Linked DNA regions of Homo sapiens: region 1 is linked to region 2. A link is an interaction called in ENCODE POLR2A ChIA-PET data of the cell type or tissue named here. Cell type or tissue: PC-3. All regions are shown on one strand. Links, peaks and the distances in the headings refer to the core of each region. The heading gives the core; the rest is flanking DNA.

Evidence for each region. Peaks named below come from ENCODE experiments on the same cell type or tissue, not always from the same donor. Only the 100,000 strongest peaks of a DNase experiment are listed, where the experiment ranks them.
Region 1: POLR2A ChIA-PET joins it to region 2 with 10 read pairs; 6 of 35 experiments call an interaction of 5 or more read pairs at or near these places.

Annotation. Positions count from the first base shown.
Region 1 is chr1:201,378,562-201,388,309 of GRCh38, reverse strand. It overlaps LAD1 (ladinin 1), which reads left to right. Exons shown (of 10, transcript NM_005558.4): 3 at 1,132-1,975; 4 at 2,505-2,609; 5 at 3,475-3,518; 6 at 4,921-4,993; 7 at 5,099-5,236; 8 at 5,571-5,657; 9 at 5,984-6,058; 10 at 6,417-7,477. The coding sequence ends at 6,422. Among named protein-coding and RNA genes, the nearest start is that of TNNT2, 5.8 kb to the right of the region's middle. RefSeq lists an enhancer at 8,024-8,787. In PC-3, for the core only: a CTCF peak has its summit at 2,825 (motif pointing left); a DNase peak (open chromatin) is centred at 2,809; H3K4me3 peaks cover 574 bases; H3K27ac peaks cover 913 bases.
Region 2 is chr1:201,304,948-201,316,146 of GRCh38, reverse strand. It overlaps PKP1 (plakophilin 1), which reads right to left. Exons shown (of 14, transcript NM_001005337.3): 3 at 2,587-2,981. Among named protein-coding and RNA genes, the nearest start is that of PKP1, 27 kb to the right of the region's middle. In PC-3, for the core only: a CTCF peak has its summit at 6,462; a DNase peak (open chromatin) is centred at 5,036; H3K4me3 peaks cover 322 bases; H3K27ac peaks cover 2,500 bases.

The sequences.
Region 1 (9,748 bases), core at 1,470-3,969, 75 kb before region 2:
TTCAAGCTATTTTGCCTCAGCCTCCCGAGTAGCTGAGATTAAAGGCACCTGCCACCATGCCCGGATAATTTTTGTATTTTTAGGAGAGATGGGGTTTCACCATGTTGGGCAGGCTGATCTTGAACTCCTGACCTCAGGTGATCCACCAGCCTCAACTTCCCAGTGCTGGGATTACAGGTGTGAGCCGCTGCACCGGCCTATAATTTACTTCTGAGGAGAAGAACCTTGGGGCTAGTTTTGCCATCTAGATTTTGGGATTATGAGGTGGGGGAAGAGCCTGGGGTTTACTGAATGCCACCTACATGCCAGGACTGTCCTGGGCACCCTCATGAGTCTCATTTTGCTTCCTAACAAGCCCAGTTTGTAGATGTGAAAACTGAGGCTCCGACAGTAAGTTAACTTGCCTGAAAGCACATGGAGAGCAGGGTGATGAGGAAGGAAAATAATCTCCTTTTGCTGGAGGCCAGGTGCTGTGGGTTATGGACAATCCTCTCATGTTACTTTTGTTTCTTTGGGTCCCCCAAGAAGGGAGAACAGGGCTGTGATGACCCTCTCCTCTCCTGTCCTCCCCTCCCCCAGCCTTGCCCGGCAGCAGACTCTGGAGGATGTCCAGAGCTGGGCTGCACCAGTACCTGTGGCTGTCACCTAGTCTTGGCTGCACCCACAAGACTGACAGGAGTGTGGAATGGTGCATCGGAAGACTTAGGTTCTGCTCCCAGCTCCCCCACGAATCAGCTGTGTGACCTTGACAAAATCCCTGGACATCTCTAGTCTTGATCTAAGATCTAAGGGGCAGAGACTGTGCTTATTCCTTTTGATCCCCAATGCCCCAAGCAGGCTCTGGCACATATTAAAGCAGTTATTCAGAGTCTGTTGACTACGTCTGAACATGGAGTCGTTGGACTTCATAGGAATTTATAAGCTTTTTAAAAAGCATAGTGTGCTTTGCTCAGATGATACCTTGGAAGTGCAATATATCGAGTGGATAAAGGTGGTGGTGAGCCGGGGAGGCCAGGGCCTGACATCCTCACCTCCTCCTTGGTGGCCCTGGCAGCATCTCCATTGGGTTAGGTATACTTAGGGTATCTTCCACCTCTATCCTCTGATTCTGTCTCCCATCTTCTGATTCAGACTACCGAGCGTGGAAGAAGCAGAGGTGCCCAAGCCACTGCCCCCAGCCTCCAAAGATGAGGACGAGGACATCCAGAGCATCCTCAGAACACGGCAGGAGCGGAGGCAGAGGCGGCAGGTGGTGGAGGCTGCACAGGCCCCCATCCAGGAGAGGCTGGAGGCAGAGGAGGGGAGGAACAGCTTGAGCCCTGTGCAGGCCACACAGAAACCCCTAGTCTCCAAGAAGGAACTGGAAATCCCACCTCGCCGGAGACTGAGTCGGGAACAGCGGGGCCCCTGGGCCCTGGAGGAGGAGAGCTTGGTGGGCAGGGAGCCAGAAGAGAGGAAGAAAGGGGTTCCAGAAAAGTCCCCAGTCTTGGAGAAGTCCTCCATGCCAAAGAAGACGGCACCTGAAAAGAGCCTGGTCTCCGATAAAACCTCCATCTCTGAGAAGGTGCTGGCCTCAGAGAAGACATCTCTATCAGAGAAGATAGCAGTGTCAGAGAAAAGAAACAGCTCAGAGAAGAAGTCTGTTCTAGAAAAAACCAGTGTCTCTGAGAAGTCGCTGGCCCCAGGGATGGCACTGGGCTCAGGAAGGAGGCTGGTGTCTGAGAAAGCTTCCATCTTTGAGAAGGCACTGGCCTCAGAGAAGAGCCCAACTGCAGATGCTAAGCCGGCCCCAAAGAGGGCCACAGCCTCAGAGCAGCCCCTGGCGCAGGAGCCGCCAGCCTCTGGGGGAAGCCCAGCCACCACCAAGGAGCAGAGAGGAAGGGCCCTCCCTGGGAAGAACCTGCCCTCTTTGGCAAAGCAGGGGGCTTCAGACCCTCCGACTGTGGCCTCCCGCCTCCCACCCGTCACACTCCAGGTTGGCAGTGTCCCGTCCCTCCCACCCTTCTACTCTGCCACCTGGCTGGCACTGCCGGCCAGTCCCACCCAGGTAGTCCCTGGTTCCCTGGCTGCCTCCATCCTCCTACCTGCAGGCTGGCCTTGGAAGTCTCTTCTTTCCCTGCCTGCTTCTAGCCATGGTCAGAGCAGGGAGGCTGAGATGGGGCAGGCTGCTGGAGCTTAAAGGGGCACCAGCTGTGGGGCAGGGAGCATCTGGTGCCCCCCACCATATCCTCATCCAGGGCCTGGGCTCCAGGACCCCGGCAGACTAGTGGGGAGCCTCAGATCCTTCTAGAAGCTCCCCTGGAAAGCTCTGCCTGGTGCCCTGGCCCCAAGGGACTTTGTCTGTGAGCCACTCCCACAGCAGATGAAGGAGGCAGGAGAGAAGGCACAGGGCTGTCTCATTCTCCCCTCTTCCTGCAGCTCCTGGGGTGAGCCATGGGGTTTATGGCTGCCCCGGCTTGATGGGCCCTAGACCTCTTATGTGACACTCCCCCTGCTCCATCCAGGTGAAAATCCCCAGCAAGGAGGAAGAGGCAGATATGTCCTCACCCACACAGCGAACCTACAGCAGCTCCCTCAAACGCTCCAGCCCCAGGACCATCTCCTTTCGGGTGAGAGCCCTGGGCACCCTGGTCTGCGAGCCACTGGAGGGCAAGTGGAGGAAGCCCGCATCCATTACAACATAGGAGCCGTAGGTTAGGTAGGAAGGTCCCCTGGATAGAGAGGAGCTTTGGATTCCCATGGGTGGCCCTGAACAAACAAGGTTGTATTCAGCAGAGGAGAACAGGTTAGTAACCTGGGGGGTAGGTGCCAGTAAGCATGAGCAGCCCCACCTAGTGGGCAAGGCCAGGGCTGCATGAAGACCGGACAGGCAGGGCTGGCCCTGGGCTGCAGGGAGGTCCACACCTGCCTTCATCAGTTCCTGGCCTCACCTAGGAGACTTGTCTAGGAGGGGAGGGGAGGAACAGAGAGCAGCAAGGCTCTCCTACTGCTCCCTGCCCTGCCACTCTCCCAATAGTACAAACTATGTGGATTGGGGAAATCTCGTCTTGCTTTGTCCTGGTGTTTATTCTTGGTTCTTCTGTTCACTGGGTCATTCACTCAATCATTGGGTATCATGCCTCTAATGTGTGCCAGGCCCTGGAGAGGTGGCCCAATAGCGACTGGTGCCCCCACAGAGCTCATGGGCAGTGGGAGGCAGATAGGAAACAGGTGGTTACAGGTGCCCTGCGAAGGAAGTCTGAAGAAAGTCTTCTGACCCATATTAGTGGGTGGGAACCTGTGTCTTCCAGATACAAACAAGGATCTTTAACGAAGGCTTGTCCACATATTTCTTTGGTGGGGTTGACCCCTGGTAGAAGGGGTGGGAGGTCTGAAGAGGAGGAGGACATGTCTTGAGAGCTGGGCTCCTCACTCGAGGGGGCCACCGATTTCCCGGGGACTCCCACACAACAATGCCTTTCCTTCTCATTTCAGATGAAACCCAAGAAAGAAAACTCGGAAACAACCCTAACTCGCAGGTGGGGGGCCTGGAGGCTCTGGTTCTTTCTATTTGGCCATGTTCAGGCTATTTTCTGAGTACCTGCACCCGCCCTCCTTGTGCCAGGCTGTGCGGTAGGGCACATGAGGGGAAGGTGCAGTCCTTGCCCAGGGCTCCAGATCTGGCAGGGGGATGGGATTAACAGGATGAACTCAGGCGGGATAAGATGGAACAAGGATGGGGAAGGATCAGGGAGAGCTGCTCAGAGGAGGCAGGGCTTGGGTGGGGCCCCAAAGGGGGATGAGGGTTTAGCCTTGAGGTTAGGACAGGGAAAGGGGGCTTTCTGGGAGGGAGACCACGAACAGTGTAAGGGAGGGGAAGCCCCTGCTCCAGCAGGCCTGGTTGGGGGGCTGTGGGTCTGCAGGTTTAACAAGGATTCCTGGGCTCGCTGGTGTTGATGCAAGAAGCCTGAGGACTATGCTTTGAAAAAAAAGCAAAACTGAAATAGGATCTGAGAAGCAGATGTGCTTATGTATTAGGAATGTCATCCACTCATGCTGTATTCATCTGCCCCATGAACATTTACTGGAGCCTACTACACTAGGCTAGGCCTGGGGGCTGGGGTGGGGGTGGAGGAGGAGGAGTACAAAGACAAATGACACAGCTGCTGTCCTCAAGCAACTCACACCCACCCAGCAAACCTATAGCAGCTCTCTCAAACATGAGAACATTACATACTGGCCAACCAGGGAGGGACAGGGACACAGGAATATGAACCCAGGGCTAGGAGCTCAGGAGTAGCTGCACCTGCTCAGCCTGTGAGAGCTGGGGAAGGTGTCATGGAGCAATTGATTTTCCATGAACTAGCAGGAAGTTTGCTCATGTAAAACTGGAGGAATAGCATTTTAAATAGAGGGAACAGCATGTGAAAAAGGCAGAGTGAAGAGCATGGTGTCCAGCTGGCTGGCACACAGGCATACTGTGGGGGAGGGAAGGGGAGGGCCCAGATCACTAGAGCCTTGTATGCTGTGCCAAGGCCTATGGGGTCTGAGCTGGAAGGACAGGATCAGATTTGAGGTAGGAGCAGCCATGTGGAGAGCTCACGGTGGCAGGCTGGGAGAGCAGGTAAGTGGCGATTGCTGTGATGGGGAAGACGGAAAGGAAGGACCTGCTTTGGGAGGTGTTTTGCAGTGGAAATGACAAGGTATGGGGGAGAAGGGATGTCCTATTGAATGGGACGTTTCTTGGAAGTGGAGGGAAATCCCTGGCGTCTGTAAGTTCCTCATGTTGGCCAAGTCAACACAGCCTGCTGTGTGATGGAGGGCCACATTCTCTTGGCCACAATGAGAACGTGTGATGGGGCTGCTCCTCAGGCCCTGGGGGCAGGCCTGGTCTCCCTGGGTGTCTCACTTGGCTCGCCTGTTCCATCTTCCATCCTGCAGTGCCAGCATGAAGCTCCCAGACAACACAGTGAAGTTGGGAGAGAAGCTGGAGAGATACCACACGGCCATACGGGTGGGTGGGGGCTTCTCCTGAGGGGCGGAGGGTGCAGGATGAGTAGTGGGCATGGCCCTTTCCCCTCCCCAGCATGGGTCAGCTGTTGGTGTTCTTGGTTCCCAGAGATCAGAATCTGTCAAGTCTCGGGGTCTGCCTTGCACTGAGTTATTCGTGGCTCCTGTGGGTGTAGCCAGCAAGCGCCACCTCTTTGAGAAGGAACTGGCGGGCCAGAGCCGAGCAGAACCAGCCTCCAGCCGGAAGGTGAGGGGCTCAGGCCCCACAGGGTCCTTAGGGTGATTAGCCCTGACGTCTCCAAAACCCAAATCTTGGCTGTGGCAATGCTAGAAAACTGTTTTCATGTGTCAATTAATGTTGGCAGAACCTCCATTTGAGTTCCCATTCACGTTCCTGAGCCCATCTCCTTAGCTGGGCACACAGCTCCCTGGGGGAAGGGGAGGGGGCTGTCCCAGGTATATGTGGCATGTGCTGGATGCATAGGGGAGTGAGGGAGAGTCCTATCCCATTCCAGGGCCTCTGAACATGCCTCGCTGCTGCCAAGGGCCCTAAACCCTGAGATGGAAAGTTCTCTTTTTAGGAGAACTTGAGGCTCTCAGGGGTTGTGACATCAAGGCTCAACCTGTGGATCAGCAGGACCCAGGAATCTGGAGATCAGGACCCCCAGGTATCCTCACCCTCCCTGATGTCTCTTACTGTGGAGCCTTTGTGGTGGGATGACTGGGGACAGAGGAGGGACAGTCGGGAGAGGAGGAGTCATTTCGGGAGAGGAGGAGTCATTTCGGGAGAGGAGGAGTCATTTCAGGAGTGGAGGCAGTCGGGAATAGATGGGTGTGTGGGTCAGACTCTGGCAGAGAGGAGGGGTGGGTCTGGGTTCCTTTTCTCTTTTGGGAAGAGAAAGGACATCCTGGGCTGGGAGCTGGGCCTGGGGTATCCCGAGCCCTTTGGAGCCTGGTCTTAGTCTCTGGTCTCCACCCTGATACCCTCAATCAGGAGGCACAGAAAGCATCATCTGCAACCGAGAGGACTCAGTGGGGACAGAAATCTGACTCCTCGCTGGACGCTGAGGTGAATGGTGGGGAGGAGCCTGGCCCTACGGCGGAGGGCCACGGTGTACTGTGGGAGACCCCATCGTCCCCGTGTGCACACACTAATTGGCCTGCAATCGCGCAGTCCACCCAGAACGCCCCCATCCCTGCTCATGCAGATTGGTCTGAGCCAACCGTGAGAACAAGGTTGAGCCCTCACCTGGTTGTGCTGCCTGCAGCTCTGCAGAGCCCCTCCCTCTTCAGCTGGCAGATTACAGGGCTCTGACTCCTTGTGGGTGTGGGGCTTGGGCAAAGGGATGCCTTCCTATCCAGTGGCCCCCTTCCCCTTCCATCCCTGACACCCCATTGACTTGTGCTAACAGCTCTTTGCCCCACAGGTGTGACAAGCCCCGCCAAGACAGACCTGCAAGTCTTCGTCTCAAGGGACCTCCCTCATGCCAGGCCCCTGCCTCTCACAGCAGCACCCTTTCCTCTCATTGTCCCTGTTCCCTTTTTGCCTGTGGATCTGTTTGGCCAGGGTCCCTGGGGTCAGGAATATTTGCAAGACTCAGCCAGCTCCTTCCCAGCCCAGCCTCTTGGGGCTGGGACTTTCTCACCCTGCGGCAGGCACAACAGATGCTGGGACCCAGTCTCTGCCCAGGTCACAGCACAAGTGCACATCAGCACTATGGGGCCTATGTCCTGCCCAGAGACCTCTGCTCCTTCCTGCTCACATCCACAGTCAGGGCACGGCGCCCCTCAAGAACTCCAGAGTCACCTGTCTCATCGGCTCCCAGCAAGTGCCTCTTTGTCTATGATGTCCCCCTTCTCTGAGGCCTGGACCCACCCATCTTTGTCCCTGGGGCCTGCTCCCAGCCACTGAGGCCCGCTCTGGCCAGGGGAGAAGGAGCTGCCGTGCGTCTTCCCTGTGCCCCGTCTCCCTGCTTGGTTCTCCCCTCCCTTCCCTGGCCGGCTGCCATGGCCAGGAGCTAAGTGCCTTTTTGTGTGCAACCACTTACCCTTTCTCTGAAAAACCTGTTCTCAGGAAGGATCTGATAAACTCATTTACTCTCAGGTGTAAGAGACTGATGAGACCTTAGAAGCGAATTCCTCTCTGGAGGCCTTGCTTTCTAGCAGAGGTCACCTGAAGTGTGTGAGGAGGATCATCATTTTCCTCATCCCCCCTCTTCTCACATTAAGGTGGTGGCTTGCCACTCAGCAGTCCTAGCTTGGTGACTGGGAACTGCCACATACAGGGCCAGGCCTACCCTCCTTCCCCACAAGCCCCCTCCAACCCCCACCCCCATGCTCTGGACCTCATGGCTCCTATGAGCTTGGAGCATGGTGAACCATCAGAGAATCTAGAACCAACCAAGCTAGGAACATCAGCCTGGTGCCCTGTTAACCCCTTAAAGCTGTGGTTTACAACTTTTCAAAAATTTAAATCATTAGAACTCTCCATCTTGATTGACTGCCCTAGTTTTACCCAGAATCAGCTGGGGATGTGGCCAGGTGCAGAGCCCCCTGCCCATTCCCCCTTTGCATGCCTGGGGAAGCTCCAGGTCTTTTTGGAACACGACCCTTAACACGGCTCCTAAGGGGGTATCACCAGTCCAGTTCCCCAAGTGTGTGGGGGATGAGCCCTAGCCCTACTCTGTGACTCTGGGTGAGGGCTCCTCAGATCTGTGCCCCAGGGGACAGGCCCTCAAAGTGCCATCCGTGCTCAGGTCCCAGTGCCCCAGGCTGACCCACCTCTGGTCAGTGAGTCTCCTGTGCCTGAGTGAGGGATATCGGGACCTGGGGTCCCTGCCCCGAGCACCTCCCACCCACTGCTAGTGCTGGGGCTTTGTGAGTGTTCCAACTTCATAGCCGAGAGTTGGAGGACAAGGCTGGGGCAGGGCCGAGGAACGGATTGAGTCCTGCCTAAGCCTCGGGACATCTAAACAGCTCTGGCTCTGCCCAGACCTCAGGTGTGACCCTGAGCCATTTTCCTTCTCTGAACTTCAAGCAGATGACCTCAGAGAACTTTCATATGTTCATGCCATGATAGGTGAACTTTTCCAGTAAACAAAACTGTCCCCACACAGAGGAGAGGCTCCTGGAGGCCTTCACCTGGCAGGGCCTGACCGTGGAGTAAGAGCCTAGGAAGACACTGAGGGGCCTGTTCCTGCAGCTGCAGCCTCAGCAGGGCCCTTCATGCCTGCACCCCCCTCCCCTGGGGTGCCCAGTGAGGGCTGACTGCTAGGGGAAATGTCGGGGTGCTACAGCACAGCCCCCTCCCCTGTGAATCCAGCACGTGAGGGCCCTGCCCTCGTTCCTACTGGGGACGCAGCCAGTAAACAAGGAGACCAGGGTGTGCCCAAGATGACCTCAGCTGGGGATAGATGAGTGGTAGCGACTGGGTGTCCAGGCGGGTGGGGAGGCCTCTGGATGGGTGACATTGGGCACCTTCTGGAGACAGAACAGGGCTCCCACACACCACTCCGGGCTGCACCCTCCTGCTGTCTTGCCACAGGGGCCCTGTGCCCCACAAGTGGCCCGTCCTATTGTGGATCCTCAAATTTACATGCACTGTTTCAGCATAAGCCTCCCATTCCACTCTGGCTTTGTTTTCTCTTTACATCCCTTTGAAAGGACAGGGATATAAAAAAAAAATGGGCTAAGAGTAACCCTACTATGCCCAGGAGTGGCTGCTGCATGGGGGCTGGATTTCCTTATCTGAGAGGCTGTCTCACAGCGCTCTGAACGAAGCTCCTGCCTTAGAACAATTCGAAGCCATACACGTGTGGCCTGTGACACCAAGGATCTACTGGGCTTTTCCCATGGGGCTCAGTAGTGACCTAGGTGCCCAGATCCCTCTTCTAGGCATCCATGCAAATAAACCGTGGTCTGTTTGAAAGGTTATTGGGCTTACAAGGAACAGTAACCCACCCTCAAGTTAAAAAAGGGTTTGGGAAAAGTAATTCCGAATTCTACGTTACTCCAGGCCAGGACCCAAGGCAAGGCTGGGCCCTGCTTCGTGGGCTAGAATGGGAGAGAGAGATGATGGGGCTCCCCCCACTTTCTTGACAGCCTGACTCCTTCCTCACTATCCCTCGGGAATCTGTCCCCTCCATCTGCCTGTCTCTCTACAAAGTGCCCCTGCTTCCCTGTGGTGGTCCTCAGTCCCACAATGCTGGCCAGCGGGCGGTTGGCTTCAGCTTGCCCTGCCACAGATGTGCTGGCAGTGTGGAGGCCCACGTGGCAGGGCAATCAAGGCCACTGGACTCAGAGGCCACAGGGAACTATGGAGGGGATGGAGTCAGCTGAGTGATGGGACAAGAGTCTGACAGCAGCATGGGTGTGGAGCAAATGGCAGTCCCCTGCGCAGAGGACCCTTTCAAGGACATTAGTGGTGGAGGCAGCATAGTAGCTCCCAAGGCAGAGGGATTGAGAGAAGAGTTTGAGGACTGGGAAGGCGGGACACATGATTGGGTGATGGGAGAAGGGGGCAGAGAATAGCGAGATTGCTTTCTTTGCCCACGGAGAAACAGAGGAGTGTGGATCATGAATGGGCAAGATCTTTAAGTGCCAGGGGGGGTCATGGAGGAGGGGAGGGCCTGCTCCAGAGGAGGACCATTCCTGCTTCAGAGCCAAGCAGGACCTAGGCTGTGAAGATTCGGAGAAAGAGATGGAGGGGAGAGTCAGCTCAGCTGCTTACTGGCTTGCTTTCCTCCTGTCTCTTTCATTT
Region 2 (11,199 bases), core at 3,995-6,494:
CGTCCATCCGTCCGTCCGTCCGTCCATCCGTCCATCCATCTGTCCATCCATCCGTCCGTCTGTCCGTCCATCTGTCCATCCATGCATCCATCCATCCATTTATCCATCCATCTATCCATCCCCAAGTCCAGCTGGCTCTTACACAAAAATGTTCACATCTAGCCTTTCTTCCCATTCTTATAGCCACCAATTTCCTGATCTTGATCACTTTAAAGGCAGCAAGGGACTTCCATATTTGGCTTTCTTCCTCAAGTTCCCCCATCTAAAATTTCATACCCTTTTTACTAGATAAGTGGTTCTAAAACCCAGTTCACTGTGTTGTTCTCTAGCTCAGAAACCATCAGCGGCTTCTCCATACTTCAGGTTCAAGTTTAAACAGCTTAGCCTGATGTCCAAGGGCAGGTATTAGGTTGAATCATAGGAAATGTCTGTAGTCAACCTTTTTTCAGCCATAAAACCAGAAATTTCATATGTTTTAACCTAATAACCCGGCTCCACTATGAACATTCCCCAGCCCCTATCCAGGGTCTGCTCCAGCAAGACTGTCCCCTTCACTGTACCCTGGCCAGGTCTCAGGCATGCCTCAAGGCACACCACTGGCCCTGCTGATGCCCCACATCTGTGAAGCCTTCCTAGGGAAGGGAAACCTCTCTTCTAAGAACCTCTCCAGCTCCCCTGGTGTAGAGTCACAGGGTGGTGACTGGCTGTGTCCAGCATTCAAAGAGGGAGCCCTATCCTTATGCTTTGACATACTTGGTGGTCAATAAATACCCATGGTTTTAGCTATAGCAGCCCAACTTCATTTCTAGGAAAACCACCCGAGGTGCAGAGTTCTCTGGCACTGGGTAAGTAGTACTGCTGCCTGCATTGAGAGAATGTCACCCTGCATTCATCAGTAAAATGTCACCCCAAAATGGCTTGACACTCATCCCTTCCATATCTCACCTAGAACCTCCACTCAGGGCCTCTGGTTGGGACAATGAGCTGAAGCCAGAGGCTGCCCTGATCAGCCTCCAAGACAGAGAGGTTTCTTAGTTCTTCTCCAGATCATCCTAAATACGCCTTACGGCCATCAGGTAGTTCGGAAACGTCTAGCTCTATAACGGGGTTCTGCTTATTTTCAGAACAGTGTGGTACCAGTAGGGAAGAGCACAGGATGGAGAGCCAGCTGTGTGGCCTTGGACAAACTACTTAACATCTCTGTGCCTTGTTTTCTCCTCAGGAATACTCATGCCTGCCTGGTGGCGGGTGTGAGGATTAAAGATGAAGAATGCAAAGCTCCTGAGGCTCTCAGAAAAGGAGTTAATTGTGTAGCTCCAGAACAGCTCTGGGTTGTCCCTATCATGGCTGTGTCTCCCGCACTTGTCAAAGAGCCTGGCATGTAGTAGATGGTCGGCAAACATTTGCCAAATAAATAAATAACAAGAGCAGTAGGTGGTGATGAAGGACAGTTCAAAGGTTCAGGGAGCCCCCAGCCCTGAAGGGCAGGCTCAGTGTCACTCACGACACCTCTGCGTCTATGGCTCCTAACGGGGCACCCCATTTGGTCTCCTTTGTTTCCTCTGGGTGATGGCCTTCCACATGTATGCACAGGAGTTGTGCTCTGTTCTGTAGCAGTAGATCATGAAGCCCCATGAAGTCCCTCAGGGTTTTTGTTGTTGTTGTTGTTGTTTGTTTGTTTGTTTGAGACAGGGTCTCACTCTGTTGCCCAGGCTGGAGTGCAGTGACACTATCTCAGCTCACTGCAACCTCCCCCTCCCGGGCTTAAGTGATTCTCTTGCCTCAGCCTTCTGAGTAGCTGGGACTACAGGCACCCGCCACCATGCTTGGCTAATTTTTGTATTTTTCTGTAGAGACAAGGTTTCATCATGTTGTTCAGGCTGGTCTCAAACTCCTGAGCTCAAGCACCCTCTACCCGCTCCTGCCTCGGCCTCCCAAAGTGCTGGGATTACAGGCGTGAGCCACCACACCCAGGCCATGTCCCTCAGTTTTTATGTCTATTTGTCCTATTTGTCCTTTGGATTTACCTGTCTTATAACGTAACCTGAAACCCATTCTATTCCCGTCGTCCATACCGGGGCATATTCCTTTGCTCTTTCAGAACATGGATAGAGATTTACATGCCTAAGATCAGAGGTTCTCAAACTCTAGTGTAAATCAGAATCACTGAAGGGCTTGTTAATATATGCATTGCTGGGCCCCTCTCCCAGTGTTTCTGAGACAATAGGTCTGGGTGGGTCCCCAAATGAGCATTTCTAACAAATTCCTGGGTGATGCTGATGTTGCTGGTTGGAGGAACACACTTTGAGAACTATTAGCCTCTTTCTGTTCATAAACTGTGACCTTTAAAACCTACACAGTCAATGTCTGTTTCACCTTCACACTAAGAACTTCTTGAGTTCAAGGGCCCATGGGGCCAGGTTCTCCCCATTAGGGAGTCCATTACACCAGGGGCAATGAACTCCCCAGGGACAGAAGCTATGTCTCTCCTGTCATCCCAGGAGCCCTTTGCAGGGTGCAGTCAGGCTAAGGGTGTGTCTCCCCACTGGCCCTCCTGGCTCCCCAACCCAGCCCAGCAGCACTCACTTGGAGCTGGCCCTAGAGTGGCCAAAGGACAGGTCCTTGTTGCAGGAGATGGGCGGGATATACACAGGGTCCTGCTTGGAGGCACAAGAGGGCGGGCGCACAGGGCACTTCTTTATGGCCTTCTGACCACTGCAGGTGCTGTAAAAGCTGTAGCGGTTCTGGGTGGTCTTCTGGCCCTTGCTGCCCAGCGTGCCCTTGCGCAGGGTGCCCCGTGGGTCACAGTAGAGGTCGGGCTCACTGCGGCTCGCCTTGATTTTCTGCATGAAGCAGATGTCGCTGCCTGCGCCGGTGGTGTTACAGCTGCCCCGGGGGTAGTGCCGGCTCCAGTTCTCCATCTGGCTGTAGGAGCTGAAGCGCCTGTTGTCAGGCTCCCGCTTGAGGGTTCCATTGTAGATCTGGCCAGGGAAAGGGAGAAAAGCTCAGTCAAGGTTCCTAAATGGGGGTCCTGGATCCAGCAGGGCATGAGATACAGCCCTCCCCAGCCCCCATAATAACGCTTACAGAATCCCAGAATGTTTGGCGTGGAAGGAACCTGAGCCATCATCTGATATATTACTTTTCTAACTGCAGGCTGTGACCCATTGTGGATTATAAAATCAATTTAGAAGACTATGGCCATCATTTTTAAAAAGATGGAATAGAATAATATATCCTGGAATATAAAATATCAGAGTGCAGTGCAGGTAGTAAAGTCACACATTGTTTTGTGAAACAGTGTATGGGTACTGGGTTGCAACATACGTGACATACCTAAAGGAGCTACCAGGTGTCATAAGAGGGAGGATGAACCCAGGAAGCCAAGACAGCCCAGGAAAGGTGTATGCACCAGTATCAGAGCCCCATGCTAGTCTCACCCCACAGACACAGAACGGGTCTAAATATGTCTCAGAAAAGTGGAGGAGGATGGTCTGCCCAGATGGGGCACTTCGAGTGAAGCCAGGCTTTATGACGAATGGTGCAGTGTTTCTTTACGTGGGTGCTGTCGGCACCTGAGGCAGAACAATCCTTCGCATTTATTACTGTGAATTGCTGTCAAAAAAGTTTGACAACCTCTGATCTGGTCCCACATGGTACAGTCCAGGAGGGGGAGTTGGAGGCCCAGAGAAGAGTGACCTTCTAGTAGTCACTCGGTGAGGAAAGGACAAAACCTGGACTTGAGTCTGGGTCTCCAAGCCCTATGCCATTCCCAGACACCAGCAGCTTCTCACACAGCCAGCCTTCTTGGGCCCCTTATACTCAGCACACAGAAACTTCTATTCTGGCCAGGACTGTTTTCTACTGTTCTTTTCTGCTAAACTCTTCATCTTGCCTCCCCTCTTCCAGGGCAAGAAGCAAAGGGTAACAGGTCACCTCAAAGGCCAAAGAGGGACAATATTCCTGCTCCCTGGGCCCTTTTACAAGGGACTGTGAGCTAGGGGCCTGCGTGCACACATGGAGGCAGGCCTGGGGCTGCAAGGTGGGGTACAGGGAGGGCCTCCTGGGCTTTGTTGTCAGGCTGGCAATGGGGAGAAGCTGGGCAGAGGCTCAATCCGGCACAAAAACATACAACAGACAATGAGGTGCCTCATGAGCTCTGTGTGAGCCCAAGTGGGGAGTCGGCCTCCTTGGGAGGGGCCTGTGAGGTTGGAGACTTGGTGCGAATCAGTTCTGGAACAGAACTGTCCGAGGAGGACTTTCCCAGGAGCTCACAAGCTGGTGGGTCTGGCCTGCTCCAACTTGTTCTCATAGTAGAGGATCAACATCGAGTATGATAAAAAAACATCTCCACACAGGTGCTGACTTGGGACTCACCTTTGCTGGGATGGGCCAGGGCCAAACCCAGCAACCTAGGGCCTGCCCGCCCACCCCTGCCCCTCCCTGAGAGAGAGAGAGTATGTGTGTGTAGGGGAGGTCGTTAGGCAACTGGGTAATTCCCTTCTGCACCAGATCTAGCCACACAAGCTGGGGAGGGGCTGGCACTCGACTTGGTCCTTTTTCATCTCTGCAGGGAGTCACAGACAGCAGGAAACTCCCATGGTTTGAGCTCCCAGAAAGACTGGGTGTCAAACCACCAGTCAGAAGTTGCATCCAAAACTCAGAAGCCACAGACTGTTAACCTTGGCAATAGCCTGCTCATCCCCTTCACCCACACGCCCAGCTGTGCACTCAGGCAGGCATAATTTTCTTCCCCAAACTGGGTCAACCAACCTACTCCAAAGAGAATTGGTGTCTGGTTGTTGGGAGAGGCATAGATGGACAATCACAAGGCATGGGGAGAGCAGCTGGGCAATTTTCTGAGCATCTGGGTATGGAATGCGTGTCCTGCAGATTACAGGCAAAATATGCCATGAAAGCCTTTACAAATGGCCACACCCTCCATTCTCCTCTCAGGGGAAGGAAGGTGGCAGATGACAACATGGAGGGGGAAGCCCAGCATTGCCAAAGGGCAAAGAGCCAGCTAAGCCTTAAATGGAAATGCAACAAGGAGCACCCTTGTTCTCCATAAACGACACGCCTGGACGTCATCTCAGACACCTAATGAGAAGCCCAAACACTCATCCTGGCCCAAAACCAGCAAACATGTGATCATGCTGATTGAGCCTCTCAGAGGCTTTGGGCTTTGCTTTCCTGTGCTGGGAAAAGGAGCAGCTGGCAGCCTTGCCAAGTCTCAGCAAGGGTGGGCTGCCCACAGGGAATGGGCATTGGCTGCACCTGCAGGGGAGCGGGCAAGGTGGGGAAGGCAGAGACATCCCCGTGGGACTGCATTTCCCAGCCTACCACCATCAGCCACACCCTAGTGGCGTCACCCATTCCTGGGAACCCCACCCCAGCTCCTAGTGTCATGGTGCTGGTGGGCTGTGCTGCCTGAGGACAGCTGGGTATGACTCTCTCCCATCATCATGGCCCTTTGCTGTCACTTTGACAAGCAGGAGTAAAGCCTCCTCTCAGACCCCGTCCTCCCCAAGTACCATGAGGGGGCCTGGATTCCCTCCAAGGCACAAGGAGGTGAACTGCCACCAGCTCTCCCTGCACAAATTGGCCTGGGACCTGGATGAAGCCTGCAGCCTTGAAGGCTGAAACGGCAGCAACTGCCTGGGAATCCAGGTGCTTCCTCCAGCTCACTGGGCTGAGATCTACAAACTGGAGGAAGACCCAAGGTCAAGAACACAGACTCTGGAGCCAGCCTGCCTGGCCTTGTCGTTGCCCAATGGGTGGCCTTGGGCAATTACTTAAGCCCAACGTGCCTCAGTTTTTCCATCTGTAAAACTAGTATAATTGTAGCCAACATAGAGGATTGTTGGGAGAATCCAGTGAACTAATGTTAGTAAAGCACTCAGGACAGTCCACGATATGAGTGTTTGCTCGGTAGGGACATCATATCCCTCTGACTCTTAGATTGGGCACAGGCTGGCTGCCTTAGGACTTGGCTCCTAAAGGAGAGATTTTATGTCACCTGTGACATACCTAAATGGGATACCAGGTGTCATAAGAGAGAGGATGAACCCAGGAAGCCAAGACAGCCCAGGAAAGTGTATGCACCAGTATCAGAGCCCCGTGCTAGTCTCACCCCACAGACATAGAATGGGTCTAAATATGTCTCAGAAAAGTGGAGGAGCATGGTCTGCCCAGATGGGGCACTTCGAGTGAAGCCAGGCTTTATGATGAATGGTGCAGTGTTTCTTTACTTGGGTGCTGTCGGCACCTGAGGCAGGACAATTCTTTGTATAGGCTGTCCCAAGCATGGCAGGATGTTTAGTGCCCCAGCCTCCAGGTTCTAAATGCTAGTAATGCCTCACAGTCATTGCAAAATGTCCCCACACGTTTCCAAACACTGTCTTCCAGGTCCCGAGAGAGCAGCTGCAGCCAGAAGAGGATGCACGGGCAGTGCACGTGCGCCCGCTGCAGGTGGGAGAGCTTCACCGCCAATGCCGGCTCTCCCAGCCACACCCCCACACTCAGATAGCAATCTGCTGGCAGCGTCTGGCTGTTTGAATACAAAGGACAGTGACACACACACAACCTCTTGTCTGGTTATCCCATGGATCAGAACATTCCAGAGGCTGGAAACTCAATTTCCTGAGAGCAGAGTTGGTCACTCTGCCAGACAGCAGGCTAGACTGGACAGCCAGACAGAAATCCAGAGCATTCTGAGAGACATGTTTCTTCACTTGGGAGACCAGTGGGGCTTTTGAGGGGTCCCACAGCCCGAGGTGAGCCAGGAAAAGCTGCTTTTAGCTAGGAGCCCCCCAGCCAGTCCCCGCTTTGCCGCCTGCTTGTGTAATTCCCCTTCTCCCCTTCCTTCTTGGAGAAGTGGGGTGTTTTAACCCCACACTGAAAGCTCCCCTCTATTCCTGTCCCTCATTAAGTCAGGAAGCTCTCAGAGGCCAACCCCTCCTTTATAGGCAAGGAGACAGTCTCAGTGAAGCAATACAAGCCCCAGATCCAGGGCCTCAAAGAACTGAATATGACCAGTTGCCCCTTGAGAGAGCCATTCAGTGTGGAGTGGCCCCCAAAGCTGGAAAAGCTCCAGCTTGCCCAAATCATCGGATAGGGCAGTAACTAACCATTCAAAAAGAGATGGCATCCTCCTGTCCTTCCATTAGAGAGTCCTTACTGACTCCCCTCTTTTACACCCCTACTGCCCAGGCTCTGACTCCGGGTCCCATCAGCTTACCACCAGGCCACTCCAGTGCCCCCCACTGGCCCCTGCCCAGCCCCCAGGGCTCTGGTCCCTGCCTTGCGATGCCATCACTCCACCTTCCTTAGGGAAAGCTTTCATCAGCTCTTGCCGTGCTGGAGAACCTACAGTGTCTGCTCCTTACAAGACAAACTCCCCAGCCCAGCCCCACCCTGCCTGTCCAGCCATCTCTTCCCCTCCCCAGCACACCCCTCTAAGCTGCCCCATGACCTCAGCCACATCCCAGGCTCCCTGCTTCTGTTCAGATGCTCCTCCACCCTGGACAGCTTTTCCTCACCTGCAGCCTCCCAAATCCTACATTTATCTAAGGCCTCTTCTCCACCTGTCATCTCCAAAAGGCCTGTTCTAACCCAGCCCTGTCTCCATAATGACCAGAGTTGGAATTATTTGCCCTTAAAGCCAGGGGCCTCTGGTCTTGTTTGTTTTCTAGTTGCTAATGTAGGTTTCTGTCATTTCCCTGAGCTCTCCAGGGCAAAGATGCCTAAAACAGGGCTGAGCTCACAGCAAGAGCTCAGTGAAAGGTGGACTGTGACTGTGAGAATTTGTGCTAGGGGTGGAGATTCAGGATGCTGACAGCACTGCAGTTCCCATGGCCTCCAGGGCACAGAAGAGAGAGAAGGCACCATGAGTAAAGTGGGCTGGCGGTAGGTAGGGCCGTTCTAGGCAGGGTGAGGCAGCCTGTGCCGGTGCACGGCATGGGGTCCAGCTGTGATGTCCAGAATGCTTCCCTTTACCGCTTGACCTGAGCAAAGCAGCTGGGTGGTTGAGCCCAGAGAATTCTATCCAACTCTAGCTGGACAGACAGAAGCTGCTGGACTCCTTGGGAGCTGGGTATGATGAAAAGAGTGTCTGTGTCCCCAGCTATTAGCCCATTTTGAAACCAAGCTTCTGCCAGCAGGGTGGGGCCGGCCAAACCGGTTCTCCAGCGAGACACACCCTGGTCTGCTTGCCAAGTCACACACCCAGCAGTGTCCAACAGGGCCATCTTCAGCAGCGTGATCTCCCAAGGCCCTTTTCATGAAAGGGAGTGCACGCACAGTTTCATGGAGTCCTCGTGCCTCTCAGGCCTGGTGAGGGCTTGCTGGAGAAAGAACCTTGATTAGAAGTCTTTCAAAGACAGGTTCCATTTGCGACTTGCCTAGTACCTGCCACTCCCCACTCAGTGCCCAGATGAGGGGCTCTCATGTAGTAGGCATGTAGTGACCCTTGTTCATCTTGCTGGGATTTCAGTCAGGACTGGGATATTGGGCAGAGCTGACCCATCACAAGGGGCACCTCGCAAGTGGCTTAGCGGCTCTGCTCTACCCTCTCTAGGGGTTTGGAGAGCACAGGTGCTCCCCGAGCAAGGCTGCCGAGAATGGGGCACACAGGGCTCCAGGCGGTCGAGAATCTTCCCAAAGGGGTAGGGGTGCCTGCTTATTCAGCAGTCTGAGTCAGCATGGGAACCACTGAGGCCTGAGTCACAACAGATGGGACTTCAGCAGGGGAAGTGTCGATCCCTGCCTCCTGACCTCTCTGGGCACGGCTCCTTCTCTGAGAAGCAGGGGGTTCCACCCTGGGCTGGCCCTCCTTTCTTTTCCTGGAACACTGCTTTGGGCAGAGCAGCCCCATTGCTCAGAAGCCTTGACGCCTGGACACAGAGCAATCCCATTTGGCCTTGGAGGAAGTGTGGTGGGTGTGCCTCACTGTGGGTCCTCAAAGGCAGAGGGAGCTGCACCCACAATGCCATCACCAGCACCCCGAGACCAGCAGTGCCCACCCAGGTGAGAACTCCAGAAGGTACTTGCTAAGTGCTACTGAACTGAAGTCGCTAAGTGTCCACTGAGAGAAGGCACAGCAGAAGCCATAAACACCTTGATGCCCAGTGCAGGTACATGTTGCCACCTGAATTTTTTAAATGTTAAAAAAATGTAGTCCAGGTGCGGTGGCTCATGCCTGTAATCCCAGCACTTTGGGAGGCCGAGGCGGGCGGATCACGAGGTCAGGAGATCGAGACCACGATGAAACCCCATCTCTACTAAAAATACAAAAAAAACAAAAAGTAGCCAGGCACGGTGGTGGGCGCCTATAGTCCCAGCTACTCGGGAGGCTGAGGCAGGAGAATGGCATGAACCCAGAAGGTGGAGCTTGCAGTGAGCTGAGATTGCGCCACTGCACTCCAGCCTGGGTGAGAGAGCGAGACTCCGTCTCAAAAAAAAAAAAAGTAAAAGTTTTGGTGCCCATCCTCAGAGTAGAGACTTCCCCAGAGATCTGGTTAATAATGGTCAGTATCCCTTATAAGCTTTGAAAAGCAGAAACTGTGAGCATACTTCAATCATGCCAGTATTAACAAATGTCTATGGATAACTGAGGACAACTTTTCTAAGTAGAAAATATCCTATAAAACTTTGTAGCTTGCGGGTCTTTTGGGAAGATGCTTCTTTCTCCAGTGAGGCCACAATTCTGGGATAAAGAAGGCATCTTAGCCTCTTGGGCTCCAGGCTCTAAGCCTGCCTGCAAAGGTCAGGTCCATGGCAGTTCCTAAGCCTGGTGTGGGGACAACACGCACTTGTGCAGCCCAGCGCCTAGCCGACACCTGGTGCTCCATCAACACGCAACTATGCCAGCTCCTGCATCAGCTCTGTCTCCACTTCCTGCTCCTTGCCTATTTACTGCACTGTGGAAAAAACAGGTTTTCCGAAATGTTTCTGTTTTACCTTTCCCCCTCTACACCTGAGAAATAGGTTTTTCTCAGCTCTGAACACTGCTAGGATGGGTTTGGAAACAAGAACCTAAGGTTTCATACACAGACCTGTCTGTTTCCTTTTGGAAGGGAAATCCCTGGCAGGCGTTTGCCACTTCAGACGCAGCTCTCACAGCCCGAGTGGTGGAGGACCACTGGCCCTCAGCCATCTCCCTTCCATGGCCCCAGAGAAGTGGAAGGCATGGTCATTCTGCCCTCCAGGAGCTCCATGTTCTGAGGTCATAGCTCCTGGCTTTCAAACCCAGAGGCTGGTTCAATTGTCCCAGTGATGGTTCATCATGAAGAGGGAAAGCTGAGGGGGCCGTTCTGATATGAAATAACTCCTGGAGTCCTGGATGACGAGCCAGCACCTCAGAAGAGCACCCTTGAGGGTCAGGAAGATCCCACTGGGCCAGATGCCCCCCACCCTATACTGGGAAGTTGGAGGGAGAGGCTGGCTGGCCCCAGAGCCACCCCATGCACTGGAACAGGAGGTGCTTCCCAGCCCTGGGAAGAGGAGGGCCAAAGGCTGGGAGGTGGCAGCATCCTGAAGGGCAGGTGCTTACCTGGCCCAGAAAAGAGGTCCCTGGAGACCCAACAGTGGAAAGAAACCACTCCTGCTGGTTACAGTTTTTGTTTGTTTGCTTGTTTAAGACAGATCTGTAGCCCAGGCTGGAGTGGAGTGCTGCCATCATGGCTCACTGCAGCCTTGACCTCCTGGGCTGAAACAATCCTTCCACCTCAGCCTCTCAAGCAGATGGGACCACAGGTGCACACCACCATGCCCAGCTGATTTTTAACTGTTTTATGAGACAGGGTCCCCCTATGTTGCCCAGGCTGGTCTCAAACTTCTGGCCTCAAGTTATCCTCTTGCCTCAGCCTCCCAGAGTGCTGGGATTACAGGTGTGAGCCACTGTGCCTGGCCTGTTAGTCAAGAATTTTACATGAAGGGAGAGACACTTGACTGGGACCTTCAGTGCTTGGGTAAGAGATCTCACCTTTGGAAGAGAAGCATGCGTGCATGCATGCTCACACACACGGACACACACTTCTATATGCACTCCCCACCTGCCCACGTGGGACACACATCCCATGCCCAAAGTGGACTCAGGTAGGGAAGGTCTTTGGAAGTTGCTTGAGCATATCCTGAACACCATCACTGGTGTGGCACTTCCCAGTGTGCAGAGGGCTTCCCCGTTCATCACCTTGTGAT